Regions from separate parts of the Homo sapiens genome. Here region 1 is linked to region 2. A link is a loop called in an ENCODE intact Hi-C map of the cell type or tissue named here. Cell type or tissue: HCT116. All regions are shown on one strand.

What was found. Peaks named below come from ENCODE experiments on the same cell type or tissue, not always from the same donor. Only the 100,000 strongest peaks of a DNase experiment are listed, where the experiment ranks them.
Region 1: a loop joins it to region 2, with 8 times the contacts of the local background. A loop is called at or near these places in 34 of 110 quality-filtered maps.

What each region holds. Positions count from the first base shown.
Region 1 is chr12:92,781,308-92,789,307 of GRCh38, forward strand. EEA1 (early endosome antigen 1) reads right to left here. Exons shown (of 29, transcript NM_003566.4): 22 at 6,560-6,742; 23 at 643-828. Among named protein-coding and RNA genes, the nearest start is that of PLEKHG7, 82 kb to the left of the region's middle. In HCT116, a CTCF peak has its summit at 3,972 (motif pointing right); a DNase peak (open chromatin) is centred at 3,974.
Region 2 is chr12:93,392,271-93,400,270 of GRCh38, forward strand. It overlaps NUDT4 (nudix hydrolase 4), which reads left to right. Exons shown (of 5, transcript NM_019094.6): 2 at 2,339-2,449; 3 at 3,219-3,263; 4 at 6,501-6,585; 5 at 6,907-8,000. The coding sequence ends at 7,109. Among named protein-coding and RNA genes, the nearest start is that of NUDT4, 18 kb to the left of the region's middle. In HCT116, a CTCF peak has its summit at 4,675 (motif pointing left); no DNase peak of the experiment used is centred here.

The DNA.
Region 1 (8,000 bases), 610 kb before region 2:
ATTAAATTTCAGGAACTGAACCATTTAGAATTTACCAAGAATTTCAGGGAATATACACTGCAGAGTAATATCCTGTCAGCTAACAGGAATATATGATTTCAACTATAAAACAAAAAATAAACTCTTTCCTAGGATCTGAATTTTTCTTTCATACAGAATTTAAAGTGATTTTTAAAATGTACTGGTCATATATTAGTAAACCAATGCTTTCAACTTTGAAACTTAATAAACTCCTTAGACAATCTGGTTCTTAATTTTAAGAATTCTTAACATGTTTAAGAATTATTTCTAGATCTTTTATTATCTCATTCACACATCTAAAGGATAATACGTTATATGAGAAATAGTTGAGGAACTATATTATCTTTTCTGCAATAACCAAGGGTCTATGGTGTGAAAAATTGACTTGTTTGTAAAACTAAAGAGCAGTAAGAAAAAAGGGTAGAAATAACAAGGAGGCCATTAAGAAGTACTTCCTAGCATTAAAATCCCAATGATCAAAAGTGTCAGAAACTAGAGGTCCCTCTGAGAGAGCTGTTGAAAATAAGGATGATGCCTGTACTAAATAAGAGGTTTGACTGGATGATCTCTAAGACAACTGTAACTCTAAGATTGTAGATTTAGGTCAGAAACATGCAATACCTTTTCTTTCTGAATGTCTTGTAGTGCTTTACATCGCTCCTGCAATTGCTGTTCTTTCTTTGCTGAATCCTGCTCCAATGTAGCCTTGGCAGTCTTCAGTTCTTGAATCAATTTATTTTGATTTCCAATTTGATTTCTGTTTGAAATCAAGTCCTCCTGTGCTAGAGAAAGCTTCTCTTCTACAGACTTACAAAAACAATTTTCCCAAATTATTATATGCCATGTTTTTAGTAAATTCAACAGAAACATAGTTAATATAAACATTGTAGAAAGCAATAAACTATAAAAAGATAGCATATTATACCCTTCAGTAAGACAGGTAAAAGAGAAAGAATTCTAAAATATTAACTCTCTTGCTTATAGAAAACATTTATAATATAAAATATTTAGTAAAATGGAAGCAATTCCAAAGCCTCCAAAAATAATCTATTTACTAAATAAATATTTAAAGTATTTGCTGAATGTTGATCACATCTTCAATATTGGCTAGTTGATATGAAAGAATACCAAATAAGTAGGGACCATATCAGATACACTCAGAGAACATATATATGGTTAAAGTCATAAGGCAGTGTGAAAGAAAACAATCTTAAAAGAGATATAATTAAATGCTTCATTATGCATACATATACATTTGGTAGGTTCTATGATGTCCCTTGACATGCTAAAAATATTAATAAATAGTATGGTGTTATGATATAGTGGTTTTTGTCCAGGGTTCCTGAATCACAACTCCCACATCCTTTGTTACAGTTTTTTGTTACAATGTTGGGTATGTTAGGCCTCAGGAAACAGAATCTCGTCTCCTGCCCTTCTTCCACTGGTCCCTAGGCAGGCCTCTAATCTTCTTCCCCACCCCATTTTCTGATTGTGAGTCTTAAGACTCTTCCCTGAAAGGGTCCTGCCTCATACCCTGGGTGAAAGAATGCTTCCATAAAAATCCAAGAGAACTGGGTTTGGGGAACTTCTAGATAGCTGAACATACGGAGCCTGGAGGGTGGCATGCCCGGGGAGGGCACGGAAGCTCTGTGCCCCTTCCCCCATATCACCCAACACATCTCTTCATCTGTATTCTCTGTAATATCCTTTATAATAAATCAGTAAATGTAAGTAAGTTTTCCCTGAGTTCTGTGAGCTGTTCAGCAAACTAACTGAACCCAAAGAGGGTGTCATGAAAACCCCAACTTGAAACTAGCTAGTTGGTCAGAAGTTCTGGAAGCCTGGATTAATGATTGGTGTTTGGAGTTGTAGGGAGCAGTCTTGGGGATTGAGCCCCCAATCTGTGGGATTTGATACTATCTCTAGGGAGATACTGTCAGAATTAAATTGGAAGACACACAGTTGGTGTCTGCTTCTTGGTGTGTGTGGGAAAATCCCCATATGTTTGGTCACAGAAGTCTTCTGTGTTGATGATTGTTGTGGTGTGAGAGTAGGGGAAAAACACAATTTGAGAGAGTTTTTCCTGAAACAAATAGGAAGGATTATTTTGTCATGGAATAAAAATAATAACAACTTCACAGCTGACAACCTGATCAAGTGAACAAAAAGAGAAAATTCAGCCAAACATAGAATGAGGCTCTATCCTGAGAAAGCACACTGTCCTCTTCTCATCTATATCGTAGAAGTAGTGATTGTCATTTAACATAGTCCATAGTTGTTGACTGTTTTAAAGCCCAAGTATTTTGAGAAGAAGAAGTTGGGGAAAGGGGAAGCTTTTTCACTCATGACACTTCAGTTGGGGATAAATATGGTAACAGGTAGATAATGGGTATGGTAGGAACCTTGCCACTCTCAGCTGCTACTGCGAAGAATCAGCAGGGTAAGAGATCCAACTGATCTCTTCCATCAGATCTGGAAAAAGCTGATCTTTCTTATTCTGGAGATACAGCTCCTTTGAAAAGGAGGCAGAAAACGTAATTTAGCAAAGGATCCTTGCTGAGTAGGCTTGTATACAGCAAGTACTCAGTAAAAAAAAAAAGAAAGATGAAATAAATAAATAAAGATCTTATTTATGAGGATTCTTAAGCTTCCTGAAAGTTTACTTCTTACCAGTAACCCAGTTACGTCTTTCTGATATAAATTAAATCTTAATTTTCAATGACTGCCAGTAGAACACTAAACCCCTTGAGGCTTTTTTCAGGGAAGAATTAACATCAGCTAGTTCTTCACTAATCCAGCACCTAACCATTAATTGAGAACACTGCTAAGACAGAACAGGAGGGTACAAGCTGGTCTTTGACTTAAGGGAGTTGAGTACATCGCCCAAAAAGCAGAACAGCCATGTAAAATGGAAGCTACACAGGGCAGGAGAGTATACGCTATGTGCCAAATGCACAGAAAAACAGTGAGTGTGAGATGCTGTGGAGTGGGGTTTACAGAAGGCTCTATACCACATGTGGGAACTGACCTATATGTCACAAAGGGTGAGAGTGATTTCACATAAAAAAGGAGAAAAGTTGACAAAGTCCAGTTCAAACAGTCTACAGCAACTATAATTAGTTAATAGAGATCCTGATCTAATGTTTAAAAATACCAACGCTTGCTAGAGCCTGGAAAGCAACCCTAACCTCTAACCACAAGATTTCCAAAAAGCCCATGGTTTAAATAACAGCCTATAAAATGTTAAACTCACAAAACCCAGTGACTGATTTTTTAAAGTCAAGCTCAAAATTTGGACTGCTCCATGAAATCCTTTCTGAACATGCCAAGACATGTTTTCCCCTGCCTCTGAACTTTCATCTACATCATTCAATGACATAGATGAACATTTATACTGCCATGCATTTTAAATGTTCTTTTCATCTTTCTTATTGCAGATTATAATAATATTGCATATTATTTCCTCTGCTCAGCATCTCTTCCCTCGGAGAACCCTCTCTCCCATTCCATGGTTTTGTTGGGACTATCTCTAACCCATCTACTCCCCTTGAAATAGGCAAATCCCTAAATGGATCAAATACCAACCTTGACCCTGATTATGCCAATCACATTATAGCACCCCAGTAAACAAATGATTTCTGCAGTGTTCCATGGTAGCTGTTGTTTTTGTCTATTCAGCAAGTTTTCCCATACTTTCTTAAAAAAAAAAAAAAAACTTCATATTTTTAGTTGTTTTTTCTTGATTTCTGATGAAATGATATAGAGTACTAGGCTAAGAAGATTTATATTTAATTCTAAATCTATTATCCTAGAATTTTCACTTCACTCAGGGTGTAAATTTTACAGTTAAATTCTACCTCTACCTTTCCTGGACAACAAAGAGTGGTGTACAGCATAGCCAATCTGAAATATCCAGTCAACAAACTTAAGTACTTCATAAATAATCCAGCAGATGGGGCTAAAGGCATAGATCAGGCCAGGCTACCTTCCATTCTACTGGTGTCTAGGTATATACACTGTTAGCCCATGCTCTACACTGTCAACCCATGGTAGATAGCCTTGAAGTAGTTAGGTATCATGTTACAAGGCTCTGAATCTCTCCTCTTCTCTCTCTTATACACAAGACCATCCAACATCATTGAAGCAAAAGAAAAATAATAACTGATAGCCATCTCTTATCCTAGTCTATAAATATCATCTGAACTTCCCTAGGAATTGACTATTTTTTTTAATTAGCTTCTTAAGTAGTTCATACACTTCTCATTTTAAAAGCATTTTATATAAAATTTACCAATCTTTTATTTTGTTAAAAAATTATAGTGAAATGATGAAAGAATGGCAGACTTTGAATCAGAACTAAGATTTAACCATGGTTCTGTTATTGTACAGCAGTAGGCCTGTCTTCTCTGCAAAAGGAAGCACTGGGCCTGCTCTCTTTGGCAAAAGCAAGCTTTGGAATAGAGGATCTATCCAAGGTCCCTTAACAGTTGTAAAACTCTATGGCAGCCTTGTCCCTCAGCTTTCTCTTTTTGCCCATATTTACATTTGAGTTATTCTTTCATGTATGAAATTATTAGTACACAACATAGCTTTCAAGCATAATAAAAATCGCTGGCTTAATGAAAGAATATCAATCAAATCAATTAACATTGATTAATTTAATGTTGGTTCCTGTTACTAGCTTATGCTTTGGGTAAATGACATCCATATGGAAAGAGTGTGATTTCTATAAGACTTTTCCAATCAAACATTAAGTTTCATCTCTTCTATCATTTAAATATCCTTCAAATTCATCCACTTTTCTCCATCCTTGCTATTACCAGCCCACACCACCATCGTCTTGCACTTAGACTACTGCAAAGTCTTCTGGTCTTCAGATTCAGCCCTGTTTCTCATTCCTCAATCTGCAGTGAGTCATTTGCCTAAAATACAAATGTAAGTAACTCCCTTTAGTGGTTCCTCACTGTTCTTAGGCTAAGCCCAAACTCCTCCACAAAGCTTCCTTGACTTTCAATACTTTCAATAGTGTTGTAAGGTCAAATAATAATAATTTAACACTACCTAAATCTTGTGTGGTATTTTTTCTTAATAACAACTATTGCTAATTTTTACCTCCAGATAAACAGATAGATACATAGATAGATACATAGATATTCTACTGGCACTATGAAAATTCTTTCACCCAATTTCCTATCTCTGTCAAATCCTTGCAGCCAGGTATGGGTTCAGTCCTTTTGTTTCTTCTCTCTCTCCCATTAATCTCTATTTCATCCTCTTTAATGTTCATCCCAGTTCTAATCAACTCATACCTCGACTATTAGAATTTATGGAGAAAGGAAGTTAGTAACCTCTTAACTCATCTCTCCACCACTAGTCTATCCCAGGTCCAATCCAAGCTGTCTGCAAACCACTACCAGGTTGTTTTCTAAAGTACTATTTTCTTCATTTTACTCCTCTATTTAGACTTTTCACTTTTTCCCCTCAAATATAAAATCCAATCATCTTTGCTAGGCATCTAAGATACTTCACAATTTAGATCCAACCTTTTAAACCTTAATTCCAAACATAAACTAGTACGCCAGCAAGGCAATTATGTTAACTGTCTGCTTGCTTTATTCATTCTCACTATGGCACCTTTTCTCAAATGTGCCCCTGAATAAAATGACCTTTCTCCGGAGTCTCTGTGTATTCAAATTCAGGACCTAATCAAGTCCCACCTCCTTCATAATTCCTTATAACAGCCTATGGATAAAATATATGCTCCCTATCTAAATAAAACATTTTAATATTCTTTCATTCTCAGAATTTTGCAATATGCACTTTAAATAAACAAAATCCCAAACATAGGAAAGAAACAGATAAAGCATTTCCCCTTAACAAAAAGAGAGACAGAAAAAAAACTGGCTGAATCCTCTGTGAGAGAACACAAATATTCCATTTTCCTTAGAAAACTGGTACCTTCCTGTGACCTAAAAATTGTTTACCCTTTTCCCATTATCCTTCAATTTAATAAACTTGATACTTTATCTAATCAAATAACATTACCAAAGACAAAATTTCTATACATTGTTATATAATTAAGGGTAAGTTTATTTTGAGCTATAATCTCCTAATTTTAATCATTAGGCAATCCAGTAATATTGGGAACTTGACAAATATTATAACTAATGTCAGAATTGCCTGACAAGCAATGGTAAAATTGCTTGCATTTTTTCACAAGTGGTTTACATTTAAAACTTAACAGCAGCCTATCTTTAAAGTTATTCACACACAAAGACAGCATAATACTTACATAAGTTAACAGTGTCACAATTAAGATATATCCAAATTATCTTACTATTATAAATATGTCATTTTAAAATGCCCACATTTTAAACAATTTTTTAAAGCATGCTAATACAAAATAACAATTTAATAGAAAACAGCACACTATTCCACAAATACTAACATTTCCTTGCCCATTTGGATTCAAATAGATCATTTAATAAATGTCTATAAAACTTACTGAGACTTTATGGTACAGTATAGTTTACTATACCTTAAGATCTTGCCTGGTGGCTAGAAGTTCAGATTCCCTCCCATAGAAATCAGATTGAAGCTGTTTGAAAGTTTCCTGACTTTTTTCATAGTTGTTTTGTAATACTGATATTTTCTCTTTCTCTGCTGCAAGTTCCTGGGCTGCCTGTGTTAACTGCTGCTGTAGTTTATTCTCAAGCTCTGTCTGAAACATACAATAGTTATTTAAAACAGTATGCATTCCAAAAACCAATTACAAATATAAAGTAAAATCCAGACAACTAGAAGAAAATTCCAAACAATAAGATGAACTGTACTTATGCCCCAAATTTCTACCTCAATAGGGTAAATTACTTATAAAGTCAAAGAATTACAAAATCTAACAAGTCTCAATTTAAAGAACATAAAATACAAAAGTAATTAATTTTTTTTTTTTTTTAAAAAGGCATTTCACTGGGAAGTACTATCAGGTCTCGGGAGAAAGAGTAACAACTACATTCTGAGGGAGCATGCAGTGCTAGATGCCTCAGCTGACGTAATTTAAGGTGGAACTAAGGGAAACTTGTACATGAAAGAAAGTAAGAAGCCATTACTTTGTTGAAGTATTAATATATAGTTTCTACTCTTGGAAATTCAAGAATAACTTAGGAAATTTCTACAGGTCATCTTAATTAATATCAAGGCAGAAAAAGAAAATCTCACAAAGTTTTAAAGCTCCTCTAAACTCTAAACTTGTCTTTAGTCTTCAAGAAGATTCAGGAGATATGCACAAATTATGACATAGTTAAAACATATACATATGCATAGTATGAAAAATAGGTATTTGACTTTCAAAATATACTACCTTCAATAAAATTGCTGTTGAAGTCATTAGTGACTGCCATGTTCCAAAATCCTATATTCTTATCCTTGTCAATGTCTTACTTGACCTGTCAAGTTGTACCTGATATAGTTGATTATGTCTCCTTCTAGAAACACTTTCTTCAACTGGTTTCCAAAGTACTTTATATTTTAGGTTCTCTTCCTACCTTACTGGTGATAACTTCTCAAAATCTTTTACTAGCTCCTTTTCCTCTGCTACTTCTGTGAATGTTGAGACACCCCAGAGTTCTATTGCTGGCCCTCTTTTAATCCATACACTCTCTCTTTAGAAGATCTCAACTAGGCCGGGCATGGTGGCTCACACCTGTAATCCCAACACTTCGGAAGGCTGAGGTGGGTGATCACCTGAGGTCAGGAGTTCGAGACCAGCCTGACCAACATGGTGAAACCCCGCCTCTACTAAAAATACAAAAATTAGCTGGGCATGGTGGTGGACACTTGTAATCCCAGCTACTCAGGAGGCTGAGGCAGAAGAATCGCCTGAACACAGGAGGTGGATGTTGCAGTGAGCCGAGATCGCACCACTGCACTCCATCCTGGGCAACAGAGAGACGCCATCTCAAAAAAAAAAAAGAAAGAAA
Region 2 (8,000 bases):
TTTGAGACAGAATCTAGCTCTGTTGCCCAGGCTGGAGTGTAGTGGCATGATCTCGGCTCACTGCAACCTCCGCCTCCCAGGTTCAAGTGATTCTCCTGCCACAGCCTCCTAAGTAGCTGGGATTACAGGTGCCTTCCACCACGCCCGGCTAATTTTTTGTATTTTTAGTAGAGATGGGGTTTCACCATGTTGGCCAGGCTGGTCTTGAACTCCTGACCTCAGGTGATCTGCCCACCTCAGCCTCCCAAAGTGCTAGGATTACAGGCATGAGCCACTGCGCCCGGCCAGATATTCATTTAAAAGATGGGTATGTAATACCTGTTACCTGTTAAATAAAATCTAGGATACTTGTCTAAGGTAATAGGGTATTTTTGTAACAATTTGTAGATTTCAGTCTTTTTTTTTTTTTTTTTTCCCCCGAGATGGAGTCTTGCTCTGTTGCCCAGGCTGGAGTGCAGTGGTGCAATCTCTGCTCACTGCTCACTGCAACCTCCGCCTCCCAGGTTCAAGTGATTCTCATGCCTCAGTCTCCCGATTAGCTGGGATTACAGGCATGCACCACCACACCTGGCTAATTTTTGTATTTTTAGTAAAGACGGGGTTTCACCATGTTTTGTCCAGGCTGGTGTGGAACTCCTGACCTCAGGTGATCTGCCCACCTCAGCCTCCCAAAGTGCTAGGATTACAGGCATGAGCCACTGCGCCCGGCCAGATATTCATTTAAAAGATGGGTATGTAATACCTGTTACCTGTTAAATAAAATCTAGGATACTTGTCTAAGGTAATAGGGTATTTTTGTAACAATTTGTAGATTTCAGTCTTTTTTTTTTTTTTTTTTCCCCGAGATGGAGTCTTGCTCTGTTGCCCAGGCTGGAGTGCAGTGGTGCAATCTCTGCTCACTGCTCACTGCAACCTCCGCCTCCCAGGTTCAAGTGATTCTCATGCCTCAGTCTCCCGATTAGCTGGGATTACAGGCATGCACCACCACACCTGGCTAATTTTTGTATTTTTAGTAAAGACGGGGTTTCACCATGTTTTGTCCAGGCTGGTGTGGAACTCCTGACCTCAGGTGATCGCCCACCTCGGCCTCCTAAAGTGCTGGGATTATAGATGTGAGCCACCACGCCCGGCCACATTTCAATCTTAATGCTATTCTTGGTAAGGGGTCCATAGACTTCCAAATTAAGGGCCAGACAAACATTTTAAGTTTTGAGGGCCACACAGTCTCTGTCACAACTGCTTTGACTCTGCTGTTGCATCATTAAAACAACCAGACAATATGTAAAAATGAGTAAGTGACTCGATTCTAATAATTCCATCTGTGGACACTGAAATTTGAATTTCACATAATTTTAAAATGTAAAAATACTTCTGGCTCACAGACTGTACAGGTGGTGAGCTGCAGACTGCCAGTCCTGTTCTAGATCATAAATGATAGCTGCCTGTTAGAAGAATGAAGTGACTTTTGCCTATGTATGCAGGTTTAAAATGTGAAGGATGCTTCTTGCCACCTAATCATAACAGTAACAAGCACTCTGTATCAAGAATCGTCTTTATGTGCATTTCCCTATTTCTTTCTCACACATCTGTTATCTTCTTAGTATTCTTATTTTTTAGGTGAGGAAACAAGGTAACCTACCTATGGTCATTTCCTTAAATTTGGAATATTCCATAACTAAATAAACTTATGTGACCATAGACCTCAGTGCATACAACTCTGGCTAATAAGCCAAGTTTCTGTTTTTTGTTTTTTTGAGATGGAGTCTCTGTCACCCATGCTGGAGTATGGTGGCACGATCTCAGTTCATTGCAACCTCCACCTCCTGGGTTCAAGCGATTCTCCTGCTTCAGCCTCCCAAGTAGCTGGGACTATAGGCGCCCGCCACCATGCCTGGCTAATTTTTTTAGTAGAGACGGGGTTTGGGGTTTCACCATGTTAGCCAGGATGATCTCGATCTCCTGACCTCTTGATCCGCCCGCCTCGGCCTCCCAGAGTGCTGGGATTACAGGCGTGAGCCACCGCGCCCAGCCAAGTTTCTGTTTTTATCCTTTGTTATTATCCAATAATTTGAGAGTTTTACCACCAGTAGTTTATTTCATTAGATAAGGTGATTTGGTAGTGTGACCATGTTAATGTTAATTCTGATTTCAGAAAGATGGTGTTTAACAAAGGTTGTCAATTGCATTTTTGTGGTGTAATGCGTACCCCCTAATTTTAATTAAATTTTAAAATATTTTAATCTAGAATAGAGTTATAACCTTGCAGAGGTTTGAGAATGTTGTTTATATACGAAGTGCTTCTCAGGCTGGAAGTATACAGTTATGGTTCACCTTACAGGTGCTGCTGGTGAGTAGCAGCCGGTACCCAGACCAGTGGATTGTCCCAGGAGGAGGAATGGAACCCGAGGAGGAACCTGGCGGTGCTGCCGTGAGGGAAGTTTATGAGGAGGTGAGATGTTCTTTCACACAAATTCTGTTTCGGAGTTTTAAAAACAAGGCCCTTTGCTACATAACACTAAGACAGCGAGACGGGTCCAGGAGTGCTTTTTGCCTGATGCAACTTTATTTTTAATTTTAATTTTTTTTTTTATTTTTTGAGATGGAGTCTCGCTCTGTTGCCAGGCCTGGAGTACAGTGGAGCGATCTTGGCTCACTGCCACCTCCGCCTCCCAGGTTCAAGTGATTCTCCAGCTTCAGCCTCCCGAGTAGCTGGGATTACAGGCACGTGCCACCGCGTCTGGCTAATTTTTGTATTTTTAGTAGAGACAGGGTTTCACCATGTTGGCCAGACTGGTCTCAAACCCCTGACCTCAGGTGATCCGCCAGCCTCAGCCTCCCAAAGTGCTGGGATTACAGGCGTGAGCCACTACACCTGGCCTTAATTTTTGTATTTTTAGTAGGGACAGGGTTTCACCATGTTGGCCAGGCTGGTCTCGAACTCCTGACCTCAAGTGATCCTTCTGCCTCGGCCTCCCAAAGTGCTGGGATTACAGACATGAGCCACAGCGCCCAGCCAGAAATACTAATTTTTGATCAGTCCTTGCCGCTGATGAAGTAAATGACAATAAAAACTTCACAGAAGCAGGAAGATAGTGAGTTGGTATGGGGAGGGGTATTGTATTTAATTAGATTTAAGTAAATAGCCAGAGTGTAACTTGTATTTATATACATTTTGTTATAAAAAGGTAAACATTTTATATTTCATCTTTTTTTAATAGGCTGGAGTCAAAGGAAAACTAGGCAGACTTCTGGGCATATTTGAGGTGAGTTAAAAAGTAATCTTCACTTTGCTGATAATAGAATTAATGATTTCTTCCTAACCAACCAAATAATGTGGCAGCAGCCTGAACCAGACATTTCTCTCAGACTAGCAGTAGGCAGTCAGTCCAGGATTAGGTAGGGAGGGAAGTAAAAGCCACTTTTTCATATGCCACCACTTTTATTTATTTATTTTTAATTAATTTTTTTTAAGACAGAGTCTCGCTCTGTCGCCAGGCTGGAGTTCAGTGGTGCAATCTTGGCTTACTACAACCTCTGCCTCCCAGATTCAAGCAATTCTCCTGCCTCGTCCTCCCAAGTAGTTGGGACTACAGGCACGCGCCACCACGCCCAGCTAAGTTTTGTATTTTTAATAGAGATGGGGTTTCACCATGTTGGCCAGGATGGTCTCCATCTCTTGACCTAGTGATCCGCCCACCTCGGCCTCCCAAAGTGCTGGGATTACAGGCGTGAGCCACTGTGCCCGGCTGCCATCACTTTTATATAGCATTATTATGGTAGTGATTACTTCTGTTTGAAAATACAGTGGAGCTGATACTGAAATGTTTATCTTAATCCACTGTAGACTGTTTAGGGTATAGATCTTTTAGGAGGTACAATATTTTTAGTATGACCTAAGAGCTTAGGTCTCATGTGTTTTATCTGGAAATGTCCCCATTGCCCTTAGCAAATATTATATGATACACCTAGTGACTTAAAGGATTGTACGAAGATATAAATCTCAGGTACATAGAACAGATGCTAAAAGAATAGAATTCTCTTTCATATATTCTCTTATTACTGAAGGCAGAATAGAATTTTCAGGGAGGGAATTTGAATGTGATAGGCAGTCTCTGGAAGCCAGGGAGAAAGGAGGTCCAGATGTATCTTCATCCAAGATTCAGACCTAGATACACAGTATACCAGAAACATGGTCACTTTCCTTTTTTCAGGGTGCTGTTTATAGGTTAGTACAGCCTTTATAGTAGAACCATATAAATTTTATTTTTAAGCCTTAGGAATTCAGAAAAAATCCCGATTTTGTAGCACTTGGTAGAATTGATGATGACTTTTACCGGAATACAGTAATTAAGAGTAAAGTTGGCCGGGCGTGGTGGCTCATGCCTGTAATCCCAGAACTTTGGGTTGGCCAAGGCAGGAGGATCACTAGGTCAGGAATTCAAGACCAGCTTGGCCAATATGGTGAAACCCTGTCTCTACTAAAAATACAAAAATTAGCCGGGCATGGTGACGCACGCCTGTAGTCCCAGCTACTTGGGAGGCTGAGGCAGAATGGCTTGAACCCGGGAGGTGGAGGTTGCAGAGCGGCACTCCATCTCAAAAAACAAAGAGAAAAGTCGTTCAAGTAGAATTCAGTCTTTTCCAGAATTCAGCAGTTGCTTCACCCAGTTAAATAGCACCATCTCCTGGTTAAACTGAAAAACATACTGAGGTTTTTACAAATAACACATTTGTCAATATGCTGACAAGGTGTTTGAAGAAAATGTCTCACATTATAAATAAAGCTTAAATAATATGGGAAGGTAACAGTATTAAGTGCTTTACAAATACTGTTTAACAGCACACGTCAATCAAAAAATACCTTTCCCCTTAGAAAATATAAGGGAAAATTGGATTGCCCTGCCCATTCATCCCAGTGATTTTTGTGAATTTGTGAATATAGCATAATAAATGTACTGATTTGTGAGACATAGAAATAAAACAACTGATTCTTAAAAATAATGAATGATGTGTTAATTGACAGTTGCCTCTAATTTATTGTTGTTTTTATTCCTTCTCAGATATAAAAAGATAATCCTTCCCAGCTGTAAAAACCCACTGTTTTGAGTAGATTTTTCAGGTTGTTTGTGGCCAAAATCAGGACAATTATCTAAAGTCGTGGACTATGGCAAAGAAGGCTAACTTTAATCAGGATGAAGGAAGGCCAACTTGTTTAATTTTTAACCCAGAAACAAGCTCAGTTGCCTGTTTTATTTAATTTATGTTTTTTTTTTTTAGATGGGGTATCATTCTGTCATCCAGGCTTTAGTGCAGTGGCATGATCTGGGCTCATCGCCACGTCCGCCTCCTGGGCTCAAGCGATCCTTCACTTCAGCCTCCCAAGTAGCTGAATTACAGGCATACAACCACGCCCGGCTAATATTTTCGTATTTTTAGTAGAGACGGGGTTTCACCATGTTGGACAGGCTGGGCTCGAACTCCTGACCTCAAGTGATCTGCCCGCCTTGGCCTCCCAAAGTACTGGGATTACAGACGTGAGCTTCTGCTCCAGGCCATGGGCTATTCTTTATGTGCACCTTGATAGGCCTGCAGGAGGAGTGCTTAAAGGAACTGGTGCTGTTTGCTCTTACAAAGGTCCTAAAGGAAGCAGTTTTCCATGTCATTGAAAGGTTGTCAGGATTAGCCCCAGGGAAGAGGGGATAGGATAAAAACTATGGGAATGCAGGTCTATTATTTTAATAAGATTGCATTCAACTCTTAAGATTTTCTTTATGAAAATAACATCAGATAGGCCAGGTAAGGTGGCTCACACCTGTAATCCCAGCACTTTGGGAGGCCGAGGTGGGTGGATCATGAGGTCAGGGTTTAAGACCATCCTGACCAACATGGTGAAACCCCGTCTGTACTAAAAATACAAAAATTAGCCAGGCGTGGTGGCGTGCACCTGTAATTCCAGCTACTCGGGAGGCTGAGGCAGGAGAATCACTTGAACCTGGGAGGCAGAGATTGTGGGGGAGCTGAGATCACGCCACTGTACTCCTGGGCAACAAAGCGAGACTCCCTGTCTCAAAAAAAAAAAAAAAAAAAAAGAAAAGAACATCAGATATATAGAAATAAGTGTTTAAAGTTTAGTACTGGAGGCTGGGTCCTCATACCTGTAAGCTCAGTTTTTGGGAAGGCCAAAGCAGGAGGTTCCCTTGAGGGCAGGAGTGGACCAGCCTGGGCAACATCTCCAGACTTCTACAAAAAAAGTAGTATTGAGAGCCAATTTCACCACCAGTAATGATGAAGCTCTAGTTCTAGTCTTCTGTTTAACTTTTAAATGTTTTGTCTTATATAAAGTCACTTTTGTGTTGGACTGTACAACTGAATATACTTGCCTGTGCTGGGAAATACGCTATGCTAATCAGCAGTATGCCAGACTAATTTTTTTCCCTTGGAAAATGTGTCCATGGCTAGCTCCTGTAGATTAAAATGCATTTCTTTTTATATTCAAGCAGAACCAAGACCGAAAGCACAGAACATATGTTTATGTTCTAACAGTCACTGAAATATTAGAAGATTGGGAAGATTCTGTTAATATTGGTAAGTTCCCTTTTGTTATCTGAATACTCTGTTCTAACAGAAGATTGGGAAGATTCTGTTAATATAGGTAAGTTCCCTTTTGTTATCTGAATACTCTTTGCTTATATTCCTGTGTCCAGTTTCCATCCTAGATTTTTTTTTTTTTGGTCACTTTTCATTTAGAGCAGGGAAGATAATTCAAATGTAGAGATGCATATTCATCTTAATTATTCCCCAACATATTGTTGTCTAAGTCATTTATCGGGGAGTAAGTGGACATTACTTATATGGCTTACTTTTTAAAATGGACTGTCTTGTAACCAATGTCATTCTTTTCTCTAGGAAGGAAGAGAGAGTGGTTCAAAGTAGAAGATGCTATCAAAGTTCTCCAGTGTCATAAACCTGTACATGCAGAGTATCTGGAAAAGCTAAAGCTGGGTTGTTCCCCAGCCAATGGAAATTCTACAGTCCCTTCCCTTCCGGATAATAATGCCTTGTTTGTAACCGCTGCACAGACCTCTGGGTTGCCATCTAGTGTAAGATAGAGAGAACTGGGTAGGCCTCTCCCACCATGTGCAGTCTCATGGGGAGAGGCTTCTTTCGTTTCCTCGTCAAACATCTGATTGACGCTTGCAAACTGTCTGAATTTGCCATGCAAGGTTTTCAAACAATTTGCATGTTTTTCAGATGCTTTCAAATCTTTTTTTAAAAAAATAGTGTAAAATATTTTAATAAGCCAAAGCCATGTGGAATTTTTGTTTAGATGCCTTAACTGTGCCACACCCCACAACCCCCTATATTATTTTGGTTGTCTATTTCTCACAGCATATTTTCAGTTTTTTGTCCATTTGACATCAGTCTGTGGTTTATTTTGTCATCAGATTACTTGTGGGTATACCTACCCCAAAATTGTTTTCTCATTCACAGCATTAGCATATTCAGCAAATCCATCTGTGGTGGGAATTAAAAATATTATTGGTATTAAAGAAATCCATTCACCCCAAAACTTGTTTTACAGGATTACAATTTTAATTCAAAATTTCCAGATTTGGGCTATTTCTGTATGATCCAATAACTTATTTTGTCACAGGGCTTAATTTGCCATTTTTGGGGATTTGTCGACTCATTTTGTCTGAATTTTCACAACTGGTATTATGTCACTAGCTACCTGATACGGCTATTTCCCTTATAACTCAATAGTACCTTAACACAAAGTATAACTCTGTAGAGTTGGTGAATATTTTAGGGAAATATTAGCAAAATGCATGTAGTAAAGACATCTTATGAAAACTGTATTCATGGAATTTGATTTAGCATGCTCAGTTGCCAGTTCCCATTATCGATACTCTTTCTTTGCAGAATACCTTAGAACCGTTATTTCCCTCAGTGTAGATTGCTCTTAAAATGTATTCAGTTATTTAGTGGCCCCCACAGGA